2 separate regions of the Homo sapiens genome follow, and region 2 is linked to region 1. Evidence: chromatin loops called from intact Hi-C (ENCODE). Cell type or tissue: IMR-90. All regions are shown on one strand. Links, peaks and the distances in the headings refer to the core of each region. The heading gives the core; the rest is flanking DNA. Region 1 overlaps UBAP1L (ubiquitin associated protein 1 like). Region 2 overlaps CLPX (caseinolytic mitochondrial matrix peptidase chaperone subunit X).

Region 1 (8,329 bases), core at 1-4,000:
ATAATGGGGGCTTGGATTCCCATGGAAGCAGTGGAGTTAGCCTGAAATGGCTGGATTCCAGAGATTTAGGAGATAAAAATTCACAGGAAATTTGAGATGGTGGTGGTAAAGGAGAGGAAAGTATCAGAGATGAGTACTCGTGCACCTGGCTCAATGTTACCATTCCTTGAGACAAGGAACCCTGGGGGCGAGGAGCAGTTTGGGGAAGGGAAAAATCAGTTCACTTTGATACGTTGAGTTTGAGAAGTCTTGAGACACTGTGTAGGCAGTTGTGTTTATGAGTTTGATCTCAGAAGAGAACTGGAGAATTTAATTTGTGAATCATTGGCAGGTAATTGAAGCTCTGGGCAAGAATAAAGTCATTTAGAGAGTATAGTGAAGACCTTTGGAAACAATACTAATGTCATTGCCTGGGCCCCACTTAAATCAATCAGTGCCACCTTCACCCATCCCACTCCCCATCCCCATGCCCAGATCCAAGCACATGGGCACCACCTCATGGGCTAGTGTTTGAGAGGTCCTGGCTTACAGTTTGTCCAAGCATGCACAGCCTGGCTTTCCTAACATTCCCACATCCCTACTCCATTCCACCACCTCAGGCCTCTTCCACACTTTGCCCACTACCTGCTGAATGGAGTCAGCACTCAGCCTGAAGTTCATAGTTCTCCCCAGCTCTACCCCAGTCTACCCTTTCAATTTTACTTCGTACTGCTTCCCAGCACAGACCATCTGCTTAAGTCCAGCAACTTGTCACTTCTCTCCACCCTGCAGATTCCTCTGCTCTCTTGCTCACAGGCTGTTCTTTCACCTTCCAGGGTCAAGGCCAAGTCCCATCTACTTCCTGAAGCTTCTCCAATGCCCATAAGGACTAGACCACTCCCCTTCCTTTGGAGAATATTATTACATAATGATCTGTACCTCTCATGTTGTACCTAGTGAGGTGACCCTCATTTTAGAATACTTTCTAACTAGGCAATATCGATATCTTTACTGTAGCCCTTGCCATTCTTAAGAGATATAGGGCCAGGCGTGGTGGCAGGCGCCTGTAGTCCCAGCTACTCAGGAGGCTGAGGCAGGAGAACCGCTTGAACCCGGGGGACGGAGCTTGCAGTGAGCCCAGATCACGCCACTGCACTCCAACCTGGGTGACAGAGCAAGACTCTGCCTAAAAAAGAAAAAAAAAAGAGATATAGGCTGGGCATGGTGGCTCACACCTGCAATCTCAGCACTTTGGGAAGTCAAGTCGGGTGGATCACCTGAGATCAGGAGTTCGAGACCAGCCTGACCAGTATGGCGAAACCCCACCTCTACTACAGATACAAAAATTAGCCAGGCGTGGTGGTGGGTGCCTGTAATCCCAGCTACTCAGGAGGCTGAGACAGGAGAATCGCTTGAACCTGGGAGGCAGACGTTGCCGTGAGCCTAGAAGATTGCACTACTGCACTCCAGCCTGGGAGACAGAGCGAGAGTCCGTCTCAAAAAAGAAAAAAATAGATATGTTCCCCAAATCCTCAGTATCCTAGAAGCAAGTGTAGGGCTGAGTAGAAAATACCTATTAGGATGCAGATGCTGGGCGGAAGATGGAGAGAAGGGTGCCCTATACCTGCTAAGTGGACAGATAGTCTCAATAGAACTGTGTCCCTTCCTTGGAGATAGCTCAAAATTCAGATGATACCTGAAAATGTGAATAATAAATCTGAGAATGCCAAAACTTGCTGAACTTTCCTGTGTCTCCTATAACACCCTTGTACCTCAAAGGTCCCCTGTAAGAACTGGCTGATGGGGCAGATAATTTACTGGTTACAGTGGGACCTTCCTGATTCTGTATGGAAGGTAGCACAGAGAGCTACCTCCTGCTGTGCAGGGAGACCAGCTCTAGGCATGGAGTGGAGAAACCTTTTGAGTCTTATATACAGCAAGACACTAACAAGAGTTGACAAATGGGGCAGGAGATGAGGGAATTAAGGGATTTGCCTACCTGCCTTCATTTGACCTCTCTGCACTCAGATTATCCACCCTACCTCTCCACATGATGCTCTCATGGGAAGGGGATGACTGTAGTGACCCCTAGCAGGGCAGAGCTTTGCGTCATCCTGGCAGGGATGACAGATTGTGTTGAGCCAGAGGCACTTCCTGCTGCAGACTCCCTGATAATCCCTGATTGTTTGCAAAAAGGCAGACTGCGGTCAAGAAGTCTAGATTCAAGTGTATTATTATAGGCAGTCGTGAGCTTAAATTCTGTGTGAATGAGTTTGTTCTTTTTCTTTTCTTTTCTTTTTTTTTTTTTTTTTTGAGACAGAGTCTCACTCTGTCGCCCAGGCTGGAGTGCAGTGGTGCCATCTCGGCTCACCTCAACCTCCGCCTCCTGGGTTCAAGCAATTCTCCTGCCTCAGCCTCCCACGTACCTGGGACTACAGGCGCGTGCCACCATGCCCAGCTATGTTTTTTTTTTTGTATTTTTAGTTGAGACGGGGTTTCACCATGTTGGCCAGGCTGGTCTTGAACTCCTGACCTCAGGTGATCCACCCACCTCGGCCTCCCAGAGTGCTGGGATTAGAGGTATTAGCCACCACGCCCGGCCAAGTTTTTTTTGTTTGTTTTGTTTTGTTTTGTTTTTTGGAGACAGAGTCTCACTCTGTCACCAGGCTGGAGTGCAGTCGCGCGATTTCAGCTCACTGCAATCTCCGCCTCCCTGGTTCAAGCGATTCTCCTGCCTCAGCTTCCTGAGTAGCTGGGACTACAGGCACGCACCACCACGCCCAGCTAATTTTTGTGTTTTTAGTAGGGACGGGGTTTCACCATGTTGGCCAGGATGGTCTCAATCTCTTGACCTTGTGATCTGCCCGCCTCAGCCTCCCAAAGTGCTGGGATTACAGGCGTGAGCCACCGCGCCCGGCCGATTTTGTTCTTTTTTAAAGGCAACAGACTCAATATTTAATGTAGTTTAAAATATATCAAAAATTAAATTCCTGGCTGTTGTATTGCTAAACGAAGGACAGATACTAGTCTTGATCTAACCCAAAAAGCCAAGAAGTGATGTGTGAATGAGTTCTTAATTCTTGGCTTTCAGGTTTAGTAGATACTGTTGACTAAGTGACTTTCTGACCAACAGTGAATGAGAGTTATAGATGTTCCACATCCTCATCATCGCTTGATATTGTGAAGCTTTTTAATTTTAACCTTAAATTAATGGTTGTATGTTTGTGTAGTGGTATCTCATTGTTTTATTTTGCATTCCCCTGATGACTAATGAAGTTAAACAACTTATCATATTGGCTATTTGGATATCCTCTTTTGTAAAGTGCATATTAAAAGTCTCTTGCCCATTTCTTATTGTTTATAGAAGTTCTTTGTATATACTGGATATGAGTCCTTTGTCATATAGATTTGTTGCAAATATCTTCTCCCACTCTGTGATTTGTTTTTGTTTTTGTTTTAACTCTCTTAATGGTATATTCTGATGAATGGAAGTTTTTTTTTTTTTTTTTTTTTTTGAGACAGATTCTCGCTCTGTCACCCAGGCTGGAGTGCAGTGGCGTGATCTCGGCTCACTGCAAGCTCCGCCTCCTGGGTTCATGCCATTCTCCTGCCTCAGCCTCCTGAGTAGCTGGGACTACAGGCGCCCACCACTATGCCCAGCTAATTTTTTGTATTTTTAGTAGAGACGGGGTTTCACCATGTTAGCCAGAATGGTCTCGATCTCCTGACCTTGTGATCCGCCCACCTCGGCCTCCAAAGTGCTGGGATTACAGGTGTGAGCCACCACGCCCGGCCAAATGGAAGTTCTTAACTTTTTTTTCTTTCTTTTTTTTTTTTTTTTGAGACAGAGTCTCGCTCTGTCACCTAGGCTGGAGTAGAGTGGTGTGATCTTGGCTCACTGCAACCTCCGTCTCCCAGGTTCAAGCGATTCTCCTGCCTCAGCCTCCCTAGTAGCTGAGATTACAGATGTGTGCCACCACGCCTGGCTAATTTTTGTATGTTTAGTAGAAACAGGGTTTCACCATGTTGGCCAGGATGGTCTCGATCTCCCAACCTCAAGCGATCTGCCTGCCTTAGCCTCCCAAAGTGCTGGGATTACAGGTGTGAGCCACTGCACCTGGCGGAAGTTCTTAACTTTAATGTAATCCAGTTTATCAGAATTTTCCTTCATGGTTAGTCTCTTTTGGAGTTGTTGTTGTTGTGTTTTTTTAAATTTAATTTATTTATTTATTTATTTATTTATTTGAGACAGTGTCTCATTTTGTTGCCCAGGCTGGAGTGCAACCTGGGCTCACAGCTCACTCATCTTACTGCAGCCTCATCCTCCCAGGCTTAAGCAATCCTCCTACTTCAGCCTCCCGAGTAGCTGGGGCTGTAGGTGTATGCCACCATACCTGGCTAGTTTTGTATTTTTTGTAGAGATAGGGGTCTTGCTTTGTTGCCCATGCTCATCTCAATCTCCTGGCCTCAACTGATCCTCCTGCCTGGGCCTCTCAAAGTGCTGGGATTATAGGCATGAGCCAACGTGCCTGGCCCGTTAGCCCTTTTGTAACTTAAGAAATGTTTTGACTATTACAAGGCCATGAATATAGTCTTTCATTTTTATCTTTGAGTTTTATTATTTTACCTTTTACATTTAAATCTACAGTCCACCTGGAATTGATTTTTAGGTATGACATGAGGTAGAGGTCAATATTGTTTTTGTTTTTTTTTTTCCCCAGATGGATATCAAATTAATCCAGAACAATTTATTTAAAAGACTTTCCCTTTCCAGCTACTCTACAGAGCCAATTTTGTCATAAGTCAAAGATTCATGTGTGGATATGTTTCTGGACTTTCTTTTTTGTCCTGTTGGTCTCTTTGTAAGTCTTTAAGTCACTCTCTTCATTCTCATAACTTGAAGGTCTTGCTATCTGATAGTGAAAGTCTTCCACTGTGTTGCTTCTCCAAGAGTCTCTTGGCTTTTCCTGGTCCTTTGCATTTCATTTAATTTTAGAATTAGCTTGCCAATTTCTACCAAAAAAAAAAGTGATGGAATTTTGATACATGGGATGAATAAATTAATTGGAGGAGAACTGCTATCTTTACAAGATTCAGTTTTACAATCCTTGAACGTGGTATGTTCCTCCATTTAACCAAATGTTTTATAGTTTTCCGTGTAGCGGTCTCATACATCTTGTGTTAGATTTAGTCCTAGAGAACTATACTAATATAAATGGTAACTTTTTAAATTTTCCTTTTTTTTTTTTTTTTTTTTTGAGACAGCGTTTCCTTCTTGTTGCCCAGGCTGGAGTGCAATTGTGTGATCTTGGCTCACTGCAACCTCTGCCTCCCAGATTCAAGCGATTCTCCTGCCTCAGTCTCCCAAGTAGCTGGGATTTCAGGCACCCACCACCATGCCCAGCTAATTTTTGTATTTTTAGTAGAGACGGGGTTTCACCATGTTGGCCAGACTGGTCTCCAACTCCTGACCTCAAGATAATCCTCCCACCTCGACTTCCCCAAGTGCTGGGATTTGGGATTACAGGTGTGAGCCACTGCACCTGGCCTAAAATGTTCCATTTCTAATAAAATTTTTAGAAGAGTCCATTTACATGATTTACTATTTATATAGAGAGATGTAATTCCTTTTTTTTTTCCTTTTTCTTTCTTCTTTTTTTTTTTGAGACAGCATCTTGCTCCGTTGTCAGGCTGGAGTGCAGCAGCATGATCTCGGCCACTGTGTGATGTGTTAGAGATACTCTTTATTAGTTAAGAAAATTCCCTTCTCTTCCTAAGTTGCTGAAAGGGTATGGGTATTGATTTTGTCATGTTTTTTTCTGCATCTATGAAGCTATATAATTATATAATTTTTCATCTTTATTGATATTTATCTTTATTCCCATTTATTGATTTGGGGATGTTAAGTCAATCTGTCTTTCCTGAAATAAACTTAACTTGACAGTGTTATATTATTCTACCCATAATTATTTTTAAGATTTTTTTTGCATCTGTGTTCATGAGAGATTGGTTTCTAATTTTCTTATCAAGTTTGGTATCAAGGTTATGCTAAAAATCAGCTGGGTGCAGTGGCTCACGCCTGTAATCCCAGCATTTTGGGAGGCTGAGGTGGCCGGATCACCTAAGGCCGGGAGTTTGAGACCAGCCTGGCCAACGTGGTGAAACCCCGTCTCTACTAAAAATACAAAAATTAGCTGGGTGTGGTGGCACAAGCCTGTAATTCCAGCTACTTGGGAGGCTGAGGTAGGAGAATCACTTGAACCCAGGAGCTGGAGGTTGCAGTGAGGCAAGATCAGGCTACTGCACTCCAGCCTGGGTGACAGAGCGAGACTTCGTCCCAGAAAAAAAAAAAAAAAAAAAGGTTATGCTAAAATCAAAATGAGTTAGAAAGTATTTCTTATTTTCTTCTTCCCTGGAAGAGTTTATGTAAATTAATGCTGTTTGTTTCTTAAACATTTGGGTGACAATTATTTTGATGAAATGCATGAGAACTAGTTTTGTGGACCATGTTTTGGAAAACAGTGGTCTAGAGCATGACTGAAATATGAAATAGTGAATTTCTGTCCGTGTGAATGCTCTTGTTTTTATTCATTTCCTTCCTTTATGCAGCACTGGCCCCCTCACCTTTTCCTTTCCAGCTGTTTGGGGCTCAGCTAAGTGACCACACAGGAGAGCAGTGAGGCCATTTGAGGCCTGAGCCTGGTCCTCAGGACTCGACTCTCTCTCCCTGCCATCAAGCAGCCTGCCCCAGCCCTGCCAGCCATCTCCACACTCCTGACAGAATGAATGCCCTCGATGGTGTTCCTTTCAAGTTGCCCAAGGGCTTTGTGATAGGCACAGAGCCTCTCCCTGGGCCAGAACTCAGCGTCCCGGCCTGCGGGGAAGTTCTGCTGGGTTCTATGGTAAGTGTGTCTCTGTGTTTCTGTCTTCTGGGTCTGTGGGTCTGGGGCTGAGTCCATGGGGCCTTGTTCCTTGAATTTAAAGGACAGCTAGCCCTGGCCAACATGGTGAAACCCCGTATCTACTAACAATACAAAAAATTAGCTGGGTGTGGTGACGCGTGCCTGTAATCCCAGCTACTCGGAAGGTGGAGGCATGAGAATTGTTTGAATCCAGGAGGTGGAGGTTGCAGTGAACCAAGATTGTGCCACTGCATTTCAGCCTGGCGACAGAGTGAGACTTCGTCTCAAAAACAAATTCAGCACTCTTTTTGGGCCACCGACCTTCTATCCAGCCCCACTACTTGACCTGGGCACACCTACCAACTCCACCATTGTAACGTCAGAATGGTACACACTATTTCTGTAAAGTGACATCTTTCAGATACTTAATGGCTTTTCATATATGCATACCCTTGATGGCCTGGACAGTTTCACGAGTGTTCTTAAAGTGAACACGAAAATTTGAACCTCTTGATTTGCATGATTTTATGGGGTTCTCCAGGTCAAATGAATGGTGAACCATTTTCACAGATTACCTCAGGCCACTTAGGGAAAGAGCTGTTTTTGTTTTTTTCAGACAGAGTCTCGCTCTGTCACCCAGACTAGATGGAGTGCAGTGGTACAATGTCAGCTCATTGCAACCTCCTCTTCTAGGGCTCAAGCGATCCTCCCACCTCAGCCTCCCAAGTAGCTAGGACTATAGGCACATGCCACTATGCTTGGCTAATTTTTTATATTTCTTTGTAGAGATGAGATTTCACACCATGTTGCCCGGGCTGGTCTTGAACTCCTGGGCTCTAGTGATCCTCCCACCTTGGCCACCCTAAGTGCTGCAATTACAAGCATGAGCCACTGTGCTCGACCTGCTTTTGTTTTTTGAGACAGGGCCTCACTCTGTCGCCCAGGCTGGAGTGCAGCGGCATGAACATGGCTCACTGCAGCCTCAACCTCCTGGGCTCAAGGAGCCCTCCCACCTCAGCATCCCAAGTAGCTCAGACTGCAGAAAAGTGCCACCATGACTAATTTTCTTTTTTTTTTTTTTTTTTCATTTGAGACAGAGTCTCGCTCTGTCACCAGGCTGGAGTGCAGTGGCGCAATCTCGGCTCACTGCAACCTCCGACTCCTCGGTTCAAGTGATTCTCGTGCCATGGTCTCCCGAGTAGCTGGGATTACAGGCATGCACCACCAAAGCCAGCTAATTTTTTGTATTTTTAGTAGAGATGGGGTTTCACTATGTTGGCCAGGATGGTCTTGATCTCATGACCTCGTGATCCACCCGCCTCAGCCTCCCAAAATGCTGGGATTACAGGCGTGAGCCACCGCACCTGGCCATTTTCAAAATTTTTTGTAGAGACAGTCTCACTATGTTGCCCAGGTGGACTTGAATTCCTGGGCTCAAGCAATCCTCC
Region 2 (11,690 bases), core at 5,386-9,385, 54 kb before region 1:
GGCTGGTCCCGAACTCTTGGGCTCAAGTGATCCTCCTGCCTTGGCTTCCCAAAGTGCTGGGATTTTTGTGCTACCTCCTGGGACTCACTGTGGTTTTGATTTGCATTTCCCTAATGACTAATGATGTTAATCTTTTCTTAGGTTTATTGGCCATTTGTCTGTCTTCTTTGGAGAAGTGTCAATTTAAATCCTTTGTCTTTCTTTTTCTTTCCCCCCAGACGGAGTTTCGCTCTTATTGCCCAGACTGGAGTGCAGTGGTGTGATCGAGGCTCACTGCAACCTCCACCTCTCGGATTCAAGCAGTTCTCAGCCTCAGGCTCCTGAGTAGCTGGGATTACAGGCGCCTGCCAACATGCCCGGCTAATTTTTTTGTATTTTTAGTAGAGATGGGGGTTTCACCATCTTGGCCAAGCTGGTCTTGAACTCCTGACCTTGTGATCCGCCCACCTCAGCCTCCCAAACCAACAACATTTTATGTAAAGAAATATAGGATACTTGTAGTAGCTGTTTAAAGGAAAGAATTTATCTCCTGGTAACTTAACAAAATTAGATTTTTGCCCCTTGTTTTTGGAGTAAAAATGCATTGGCCAGGCATGGTGGTTCATGCCTGTAATGCCAGCCGTTTGGAAGGCCAAGGCGGGTGGATCACCTGAGGTTGGGAGTTTGAGACCAGCCTGACCAACATGGAGAAACCCCATCTCTACTAAAAATACAAAATTAGCTGGGTGTGGTGGCGCATGCTTGTAATCCCAGCTACTCGGGAGGCGGAGGTTGCGGTGAGCTGAGATCGCGCCATTGCACTCCAGCCTGGGCAACAAGAGTGAAACTCTGTCTCAAAAAACAAAACAAAACAAAAAAGTGCATTGCAATGCTTGTATTTTTTTTTCCCAAAATAGCATTTTGATAAATAACATTGAATCCTTGAATTTAGGGATATGTTGAAAATATGTCAGTGTAAAATTGTGTTGCAAATATTCAAGTCAAATTTAAGCAACCTTTCAACAATAAGCAAAGAGGGATGTGATTTGTTGGTGTTTAATCATTTTCCTTTTGATCTAATTTCCTTAGAGAAATATTTTGTACTTGTGCTCTCAGGCCAGATTTTCCTGTCACACTGCCTGAACTAGATCAGCGGCTTCTCTGCCCTTTAATCCTTGCCCTGTTTACCATCAGTAACAATTGTAAACTAGTGCCTCATCATTATAAAGGCAGTAACTATCTTTCCCATTGATGGGAAGTGGTGATTATTTACTTAGGCTTGTGTTAGTCACAGATGCTTCAAATAGCTTGATCTTTTTCTTTAAGCATTTATACGTGATCAGCAAATAGGAAACATGGATGAAACCGCTTATTCCTTAAAATTTGCTAATAGAATTTATCCGAAATGTTTTTTTTTTTTTTGAGACTGAGTCTCGCTCTATTGCCCAGGCTGAAGTGCAGTGGTGTGATCCCAGCTCACTACAACCTCTGCTTTCCAGGTTCAAGCAATTCTCGTGCCTCAGCCTCCCCAGTTGCTAGGATTACAGGCACAAGACAACACGCCCGGATAATTTGTATATTTTTAGTAATGACAGGGTTTCACTATGTTGGCTAGGCTGGTCTTGAACTCCTGACCTTAAGTGATCCACCTGCCTCAGCCTCCCAGAGTGCTAGGATTACAGGCGTTAGCCACCTTGGCCGGCCCAGAATGTGTTTTTAATTAGTCTTGTGTTTAAGAACAGAAACATGGCTGGGCGCAGTGGCTCATGCCTGTAATCCCAGCACTTTGGGAGGCTGAGGTGGGTGTTTCATGAGGTCAGAAGATCGAGACCATCCTGGCCAACATGGTGAAACCCCATCTCTACTAAAAGTACAAAAATGAGCTGGGTGTGGTGGCATGCACCTGTAGTCCCAGCTACTCCAGAGGCTGAGGCAGGAGAATTGCTTGGACCCAGGAGGCGGAGGTTGCAGTGAGCCCAGATCGTGCCACTGCACTCCAGTCTGGGTGACAGAATGAGACTCCGTCTCAAAAAAAAAAAAAAAAAAGAAGAACAGAAACACAAGAATTGATTGAATTGATAATGAAGTGGTTTTGTTTGTTTTTGAGACAGAGTTCTGTTGCCTAGGCTGGAGTATAGTGACGTGGTCTTGGCTCACTGCAACCTCCGCCTCCCAGGTAACCATCAAGGGATTCTCCTGCCTCAGCCTCTCAGGTAGCTGGGATTACAGGCACCCGCCACCACACCTGGCTAATTTTTGTATTTTTAGTAAAGACAGGGTTTCGCCATGTTGGCCAGGGTGGTCTCAAACTCCTGACCTCAGGTGATCCACCCGCCTCGGCCTCCCAAAGTGCTGGGATTACAGGCCTGAGCCACCCCGCTCAGCCTAAAGTTGTTTTTTTAATATGGAATTGTCTACTTTTTTCATTTAGATTAGTTTGTAAAGACGTAGGTGTGCTTGCTAGTGCAGTGTTCCCTATAATCTGTGGATAGATATTTATATTTAAAATTTTCCCAAAGGAAAAAAAATTCCATGAATTTTTTTTTTTCTCTGCAGTTCTCTCTTTCTAGTTGGGTTACACAAAAATGTATTACTTAGACATACTAGCTTTGTATTTGCCACCTGTACCTATAAGAGATTCTCTACCAAATTGCTTTCTGAGGTCCCCGGTTACCATTAGTAGGGTTAGGCTGAGTTAAGCATGTATGTCCAAACCCAGCTACTTGGGAGGTGGGAGGATCCCTTGAGAACAGAAATTTGAGGCTAGCCTGGACAACATAGCAAGACAGCAGCTCTTAAAAAAAAAGTCGCTGGGTGCGGTGGCTCATGCCTGTAATCCCAGCACTTTGGGAGGCTGAGGCAGGCGGATCACCTGAGGTCAGGAATTTGAGACCAGCCTGACCAACATGGTCAAACCCCATCTCTACTAAAAAATACAAAATTAGCCGGGCGTGGTGACACATGCCTGTAATCCCAGCTACTTCGGAGGCTGAGGCAAGAGAATTGCTTGAACCCTGGAGGCGAGGCGAAGGTTGCAGTAAGCCGAGATTGCACCATTGCACACTAGTCTGGGCAACAAGAGCGAAACTCTGTCTCAAAAAAAAAAAAAAGTAAATATATCCATATATCTACATCCTATAACCATGTGTTGTTTTATGTTTATTTGTTTTGTTTATAATAAGAGGGCACGATGGGCACCATCTCGGCTCACTGCAACCTCTGCCTCCCAGGTTCAAGCAGTTCTCCTGCCTCAGCCTGCTGAGTAGCTGGGTTTACAGGTAGTTACCATGCCCGGCTAGTTTTTGTATTTTTAGTAGAGACAGGGTTTCACCATGTTGGCCAGGCTGGTCTTGAACTCCTAAGCTCAAGTGATCCACCCGTCTTGGCCTTCCAAAGTGCTGGGTTTACAGGTGTGAGCCACTGTGCCCCGCCAACATCCTATAACCATGTTTTGAAAAGAAAGAGTAGGCTGGCCTCAGTGGGTCACGCCTGTAATCCCAAGCACTTTCGGAGGCCAAGGTGGGAGGGTTACTCGAGTCCAGGAGTTTGAGACCCGCCTGGGCAACATCATGAGACCCTGTCTCTACAGAAGATTTTTAAAAGTAGGCAGGCATCGGCCGGGCGCAGTGGCTCATGCCTGTAATCCCAGCACTTTGGGAGGCCGAGGCGGGCAGATCACGAGGTCAGGAGATCGAGAGGCGCCTGTAGTCCCAGCTACTCGGGAGGCTAAGGCAGGAGAATGGCGTGAACCTGGGAGGTGGAGCTTGCAGTGAGGCGAGATTGTACCACTGCACTCCAGCCTGGGCGACAGAGCAAGACTCCATCTCAAAAAAAAAAAAAAAAAGTAGGCAGGCGTGGTGGCGTGTGCCTGTAGTCCTGGATACTCAGGGAGGCTGAGGTGGGAGGATTGCTTGAGCTTAGGAGGTCAAGACTGCAGTGAGTAGTGATCACGCCACTGCACTTCAGCCTGGGCAACAGAGCGATACCCTGTCTCAAAAAAAAAAAAGAGAAAAGAAAAATAAATCACCTTTAACATAGGATATACTGTAGCTGATCCATTGGAATTGAGAAATCCTTATAAATGTATTCATCCACTGTGTATCCGCAAAGTTTTTTTTTTAATTATACTTTAAGTTCTAGGGTACACATGTACAACGTGCAGGTTTGTTACATAGGTATACATGTGCCATGTTGGTGTGCTGCACCCGTTAACTCATCATTTACATTAGGTATATCTCCTAATGCTATCCCTCCCCCCTCCCCCCACCCCATGACAGGCCCCGGTGTGTGATGTTCCCCACCCTGTGTCCAAGTGTTCTCATTGTTCAGTTCCCATCTATGAGTGAGAACATGCGGTGTTTGGTTTTCTGTCCTTGCGATAGTTTGCTCAGAATGATGGTTTCTAGCTTCATCCATGTCCCTACAAAGGACATGAACTCATCACTGTGTATCCACAAATTTTTTTTTTTTTTTTTTTTTTTTTTTGAGACAGAGTCTCACTTTGTCGCCCAGGCTGGAGTGCAGTGGTGCAATCTCATCTCACTGCAAGCTCCACCTCCCGGGTTCATACCATTCTCCTGCCTCAGCCTCCCGAGCAGCTGGGACTACAGGCGCCCACCACCACACCCAGCTAATTTTTCTATTTTTAGTAGAGACAGGGTTTTACCGTGTTAGCCAGGTCTCGATCTCCTGACCTCGTGATCTGTCCCCCTCGGCCTCCCAAAGTGCTGGGATTACAGGCCTGAGCCACCATGCCTGGCCAAAAATTTTTAAAAGAAAAAAGAGACTCTTTTTATCCTCACTTTAAACTACCTTTGTATTGCTTTCAAAGTCTGCATGATTATCTTTAAATCCAATCAGTATGACTGAGAAAGCAGTATTTTGTTAGTTTCTTAGTGGTTTTTTGATCAGAGAAATAGGAACTAGTGGAGTAAAGATAAAATAAGAAAGATATGAAATAATTATATATATATTTTTTTCTGAGATGGAGTCTTGCTCTATCTCCCAGGCTGGAGTGCAATGGCGCAATCTCAGCTCACTGCAACCTCCACCTCCTGGGTTCAAGCGATTCTCCTGCCTCAGCCTCCCGAGTAGCTGGGATTACAGGTGTCTGCCACCACGCCCAGCTAATTTTTGTATTTTTTTTTTTTTTTTTAGTAGAGACGGGGTTTCATCATGTTGGCCAGGCTGGTTTCTAACTCCTGACCTCAGGTGATCCACCTGCCTCAGTCTCCCAAAGTGCTGGGATTACAGGCATGAGCCAACACGCCCGAAAAATGCTCATGGGTTTAAGAGAATGTAAAGAATATACATTTTTTACATTTTTAGGAATTAAAATAGATTTATCTCTTTCAACTTTTGTATATGTTTGACATTTTTTATAATATTGGAAAAATATATGAATCTTGTATTTTACTTTTTTAGTTTGTTCATTCAAGTATTTCAATAAAATAGATGATTACTCCATATTCTCAAAGAGGTTTTAAATCTTTTTTAGTGGGCCGGGTGCGGTGGCTCACGCCTGTAAATCCCAGCACTTTGGGAGGCGGAGACGGGCAGATAACAAGGTGAAGAGATCAAGACCATCCTGCCCAATATAGTGAAATCCTGTCTCTTCTAAAAATACAAAAATTAGCTGGGCATGGTGGTGCACCCCTGTAATCCCAGCTACTCAGGAGACTGAGGCAGGAGAATTGCTTGAACCCAGGAGGCAGAGGTTGCAGTGAGCCGAGATCACACCACTGCACTCCAGCCTGGCAACAGAGCGAGACTCCGTCTCCCAAAGAAAAAAAAAAATCTTTTTTAGTGAATGGAAAGTTGGAAAAATTTCACGCAATCTTTTCTTTTAAAGAAGTATATCACAAAATGAAAGGACCTAATAGAAATGAGCAAAAGGTAGTTGACTGATCTATCTTTGTAGTATACTTGCTATATAAATGAGGCTGTTTGTGTGGCAAGTAGATTGAACAGCAAGTCTACTTTTTGTCAGGTGCGTAGCTTTCATTTACAGTGGAGTCTTTAAGGTTAAACACTATTGGAATTATTTTTTATTTCCCTCTACTTATGTCTGTTTTCTTTTACAGCATCCACCCGTTTTGTCAAGTGTGAAAAGTGTCATCATTTTTTTGTTGTGCTATCTGAAGCAGACTCAAAGAAAAGCATAATTAAAGAACCTGAATCAGCAGCAGAAGCTGTAAAATTGGCATTCCAACAGAAACCACCACCTCCCCCTAAGAAGGTATAAGTCTTAAGCTCAGTCTTACAAGTATTTTATCTTGAAAACATTCCATTGCTTCCCTCTCCCAAGTTTACACTGAATCCTAATACTAGTATATAAACAAGTATTATAGGTTCATAATATGGACCATATGTGGCTAAATTGTTATTGCCTTTTGGAATTTAAATATGGGGTCTGTTGCTTTTTCCCATGTTATGATTACTGTATTCAGTGGCAGTGAAATATAGCTAGATAATTATTAAAATGTTAACTTGTTAATACCAAGTTAATCTGAAATAATATCTACAATAGAGCAAGCAACTTCTGATTTATTTTTGTTCATATGGACCCTTAAATAACACCAGCCTAGGCTGGTCCACTTGACTAGCCTTAAAAAAAAAAGCCTGCAATTATCTCCCTTAAATTGGTCTATTTTATGGTAAAACAGCCTTCAGTCTAATAATGTAAGTAAGTAGTTTTTTCATAGCCAGTGTGCCGGGCTGCTCCGTATAGCACTGTGGCTTTGGTAGTGTGGACTCTTTAGAAGTCTCAGGCAGAGTATGATTTGGTCCTGTGAGATGTAACAGAATGTACCACCAGCTCCATTGGGTATTTGGTGTGTGCTTTTTGAGAACTGGGAACCCTTGTACCCTGGCTATGTGCCTTCTGTTCTGGCTGTGTCTCAGATGTTTGCACACTTAGATTATTTCTCACTGCCTCAGTGTATCTTTCTTCTACTGTGTTTAGATATCAGTGCATTTGTCTCTACTTCCAAATGTGCTGTGACAGATTTAATGTCATTGGTATAATTTGTAAGGAATAAAGATGTTTAAAACTATAATAAAATGTATATGGTCAACAACTAAAGAATTTGTCATTAAAAATGGAAAATATATTGGGCTTTATATTCTATACGAATTTGTGTAGACTTTAGACATGTGAGTTAAAATTCCAGGCAGTTTGGCCGGGTGCGGTGGTTTGGTTCACTCCTGTAATCCCAGCACTTTGGGAGGCCGAGGCGGGCGGATCATGAGGTCAGGAGATCGAGACCATCCTGGCTAACATGGTGAAACCCCGTCTCTACTAAAAAAATACAAAAAATTAGCCCGGCGTGGTGGCGGGTGCCTTTAGTCCTGGCTACTCGGGAGGCTGAGGCAGGAGAATGGCGTGAACCCGGGAGGCGGAGCTTGCAGTGAGCCAAGATCACGCCACTGCACTCCAGCCTGGGTGAAAGAGCGAGACTCCGTCTCAAAAAAAAAAAAAAAAAAAAAAAAAATCCAGGCAGTTTAACTAATTTCAGGAGTTTTTGAATTATTTATTTTTTAATCAGGGTTTCACTCTGTTGCCCAGGCTGGAGTGCAGTGGCACACTCATGGTTCACTGCAGCCTTAACCTCCCTGGGCTCAAGTGATCCTCCCACTTCAGCCTCCACAGTAGCTGGGACTGCAGGTGTCTACCACTATGCCCAGCTAATTTCTGTAGAGACAGGGTTTTGCCATGTTGTCCAGGCTGGTCTGCACCTCCTGGGCTCAAGTGATCCATCCGCCTCAGCCTCCCAAAGTGCAGGGATTACAGCCGTGAGCCACCAAGCCCGGCAGGAGTTGGTTAATATTAATTCACCAACCATTTCATTTCTATTCACTAAAAACTTAAAAAATTTACCCCAGGTTCCAAGCTGTTGGCAATAACCAACTGTAGAATAGAGCTTTAGCTACTATTAAGAATAAAGTTTTTAGGGCTGAGCTTGGTGGCTCATGCCTGTAATCCCAGCACTTTGGGAAGCCAAGGCAGGAAGATTGCTTGAGCCCCAGGAGTTCAAGACCAGCCTTGGCGACACAGTGAGACCCTGTATCAAAAAAAGAAAAAAATATATTTTTAGAAAATAAAAAAAAATAAGAATACAGTTTTTAGAGTCTCAGATAAATGAGTAGCTTTAAAGTTAATGTCTGAGAAAAAATTAAATTTACTAAAACACATAGATACTGATAGTATAATGGCTTTTGATTATGTAATGCCTGTTTCTGAAAAGAGTAGTTTTATAATGTTATCTTTGTGAAGAATGTTATTCATTTGATTGACAGGTATGGATTTATTTTAATGATTTACATTAATGTTGATACTTTTAGACCATGGTGGCATGTGTATGTATTCTAAGTTACTTTAAATTTAATTTGTTATCAAAAAATAAAGATTGATAGCATTGTTTATAGAATAGAAATTAGCACAACACTAGTAGAGTACAGTGATACTTTGTTAAGCTAGAGAACAAATGAATTGTGTTTTTGTTCATTTAGTGTTCAGGGCCTCTGAATCATTGCTATATAATGTATTGTCATTTTGTTTTTAATGAGAGTCTTTGTTCAGATTTAAAACTGTAAGCAAATATGCTTAGTAAATAACTTTTTAATGTGTGTGCTCTTATAATAGCTCATATTAAATTATTCATACCTAATCATTTTTCAGATTTATAACTACCTCGACAAGTATGTTGTTGGCCAGTCATTTGCTAAGAAGGTGCTTTCAGTTGCTGTGTACAATCATTATAAGAGAATATATAATAATATCCCAGCTAATCTGAGACAGCAAGCAGAGGTTGAGAAGCAGACATCATTAACACCAAGAGGTAGCGTTTTTGATAATTGACCTAAATAGAGATTGCTATGCTTAAAAGTAATCTTTATTTGTAACTCCTCACTTTCTTCTTAAAATGTTTTTTATATAGTGTGGCATTTTTCAAAGTGCAGGTTATTCCCCATTAGTGTGTTATGAAATCATTTGCCAACAGCATTTTTTAAAAATTTGATAGATATGAATAGAAAATAACAGAATACATTAACTTACAGTTAAGGTAAATATTATTTCTTAGGCCTGGCATGGTGGCTTATGCCGGTAATCCCAGCACGTTTGGAGGCCGAGGCGGGGGGATCACTTGAGGTCAGGAGTTCGAGACCTGCCTGGCCAGCATGGGAAACTCCGTCTCTACTAAAAATACAAAAATTAGCCAGGTGGGGTGGCACATGGCTGTAGTCATTATACAGTATACTGTATAATCTCAATTTACTATGGACAATAATGTATATTAATAGAATGATTTATTAAAAACAATTATGCATAGAGTAAATATGAATATTTAATTTTTTGTTTTGTTGGCCAGACAGCCCCAATTTCTGATTTAGGCCTATATTCCATCATTTTAGATTCTTTTAGTTATCACTGTACAGTGTGAAGGAGTTCTGCTAAGTACTTAAATTTATAAGTCTACATTATCTTTGATTGCCTTTAGTAGCAACTAAATGTATAATTTATTTCAATGAAGACACTTGTTCACTTGCTGAACTTACATCACATAACTGCAAAATAGGTATGTGATGGTATCAGTTATTTTTAGAAAGTATAAGTCATAACTAACGGATGACTTGGAACCTTTTTCTTTTTTTCAAGACAAGGTCTCTCTCTGTCACCCAGGCTGGATTGCGACTCACTGCAGCCTCAACTTCCCAGGCTCCAGTGATCCTCCCACCTCAGTCTCCCAAGCAATCCATCTGCCTCAGCCTCCCAAAGTGCTGGGATTAATAGGCGTGAACTCTTGCGCCTGGCCTGAAATCTTCATTTTTATAAGGTCCAAATAGCACTGATAGTTATGGAGCAAAACTTTTTTGTTTTCCTCGGTAATAAATAGATATTTAAGCTATTCTAAGTGCTGGAGGAGCAAATGGTTATAATATTTATAGCATGAGGGGCTTAAACTCTTATTAAAGACTTATGTTATTATACCCTTACAATAGATATCAATTATATATTTGACAAATGTGAATATTAGCAACTGGACAGCGGTCTTTATGCATGGTTTTGTTTTAATATAGAAAAGATATAGCATATATGAAAAGCTGAAAAATGTTAATGAACAAATCCTTTAAATATATTTGAAAGAGGACAGGAGGTGGGATACTCATTGTTTGTTCCCCCAAGGTAAACAAATATGTAATATTTTCATCCTCTTTCTTAGAGTTAGAAATAAGAAGACGGGAGGATGAGTACAGATTTACAAGTAAGTGACTTCAGGTCCTCCTCTGTAATCATTCTTCCTTTTGACATTTATTTCAGTGAAGTGTTTCAGCAGTAACAGTGATAGACATGTATGTATTTGCTTGTGTATTACCAAGAAAGATACGTATTATCTAAATGTGTTTATCCTACATGGTATATATAACTTTGGAATAGTTTTTCATAGCTAATTTGTGTCGTTTCCATATGTTGGGTTATTTTTTATTTTTTCTATCAAACTACAATTAGAGTTGGCCTGCTTCTTGTGGGTCACAGGAATTTGGGGGAGGCAGATTATTTTCTAGCTACTCTTTGCCAGAAAGCACACTGTTTTTTGGTTTTTTTTGTATTTATGAAACTTACAGTCTTACAAATTATGAGTAAGTCTTAATTCACTGTTTCCAGCCCCAGATTGCCCCTACAAGCATCAGATGGTCCGATGGAGGGTGTGGAAGGACTTGATAGACCAAGGAGAGTGGCCTTTCTGTTGTGTTCCACCTATTCCTTTGGAGGTGGATATAGTTAGTTGCTGCATTGAGGGTGGAGGTTCCAGGGGTGTCATAGAAAGATTCACATGGCCTTTTGTTTTAGTAATTGAAATAAAGAAAATTAGCTAAGTTTGATGTTTTTACATTTGCCTTTGAACCAAGTAGTATTATATATCCACTATTTGAAGTGTACTATATATAGGATGAGCCATGAGAATATAACTTGTGTACCAACTTGGGCATGACATTTATCACATGTAATAAAATTACATTATCCCCAGTTATTTTTAAATTTATAGAAATACTGATTATACCATGCGTGGTAAAATTAAGAAATACAGTAAGTGCAATAGAATTAGATTGTATATAAGAATGTAAAATCTAAATAATAACCTTTAGGTATATATGTAATTTATTTCATAATAAAAAAATATATTCAGATATGCAGTCAATACCATACTCATAAATTGTGTTGACAGCTAGTTAACCTATACTAAATTAGTAAAGAAAGTCTGTAGTGCATATTTTGAAAGACATGTCATGTAATATATGTAGTGATTTAATGTTATTTAAATGTTAACAAGTAACAGTATTTAAGAACTTATGTAAAAGATTGACTTAGAAACAAATATTTCAAAAGCTTAAATTTATTGTCATGTGCAGTTTTGTTGTGTTTTACATGGGATTTTAAGTTCTAAAGTTAGGTTGTTAACTAACACTGGCTGGGGGTGTTAGACCCTAACACTGGTCTAGGGTTTTAGACCAAAATCATGTACAATAAGATTAATTCTTATAAGTCCCTTTGGAAGTCAAATTTTAGAGACCAACATACAGCTTTTAGGAGGACTGACACAATTGGCTTTTTTTCTCCATCTTTGGAATATAATGTTGTTTTTTAAGTTGAGCACCAGATGAAATACTTTGTTTGCGTTTAAGGGCTGTGTTGTGTGAATAATTAAACA

What was found. Hi-C counts contacts between places; a loop is a spot of excess contacts. Peaks named below come from ENCODE experiments on the same cell type or tissue, not always from the same donor. Only the 100,000 strongest peaks of a DNase experiment are listed, where the experiment ranks them.
Region 2: it touches region 1 in a loop (3.0-fold over the local background); 1 of 110 quality-filtered maps calls a loop at or near these places.

What each region holds. Positions count from the first base shown.
Region 1 is chr15:65,104,648-65,112,976 of GRCh38, reverse strand. UBAP1L (ubiquitin associated protein 1 like) reads left to right here. Exons shown (of 6, transcript NM_001163692.2): 2 at 6,589-6,881. The coding sequence starts at 6,762. Among named protein-coding and RNA genes, the nearest start is that of UBAP1L, 6.4 kb to the left of the region's middle. In IMR-90, for the core only: no CTCF peak of the experiment used is centred there; a DNase peak (open chromatin) is centred at 2,116.
Region 2 is chr15:65,161,158-65,172,847 of GRCh38, reverse strand. CLPX (caseinolytic mitochondrial matrix peptidase chaperone subunit X) reads left to right here. Exons shown (of 14, transcript NM_006660.5): 4 at 6,063-6,217; 5 at 8,660-8,819; 6 at 10,203-10,244. Among named protein-coding and RNA genes, the nearest start is that of CLPX, 18 kb to the left of the region's middle. In IMR-90, for the core only: no CTCF peak of the experiment used is centred there; no DNase peak of the experiment used is centred there.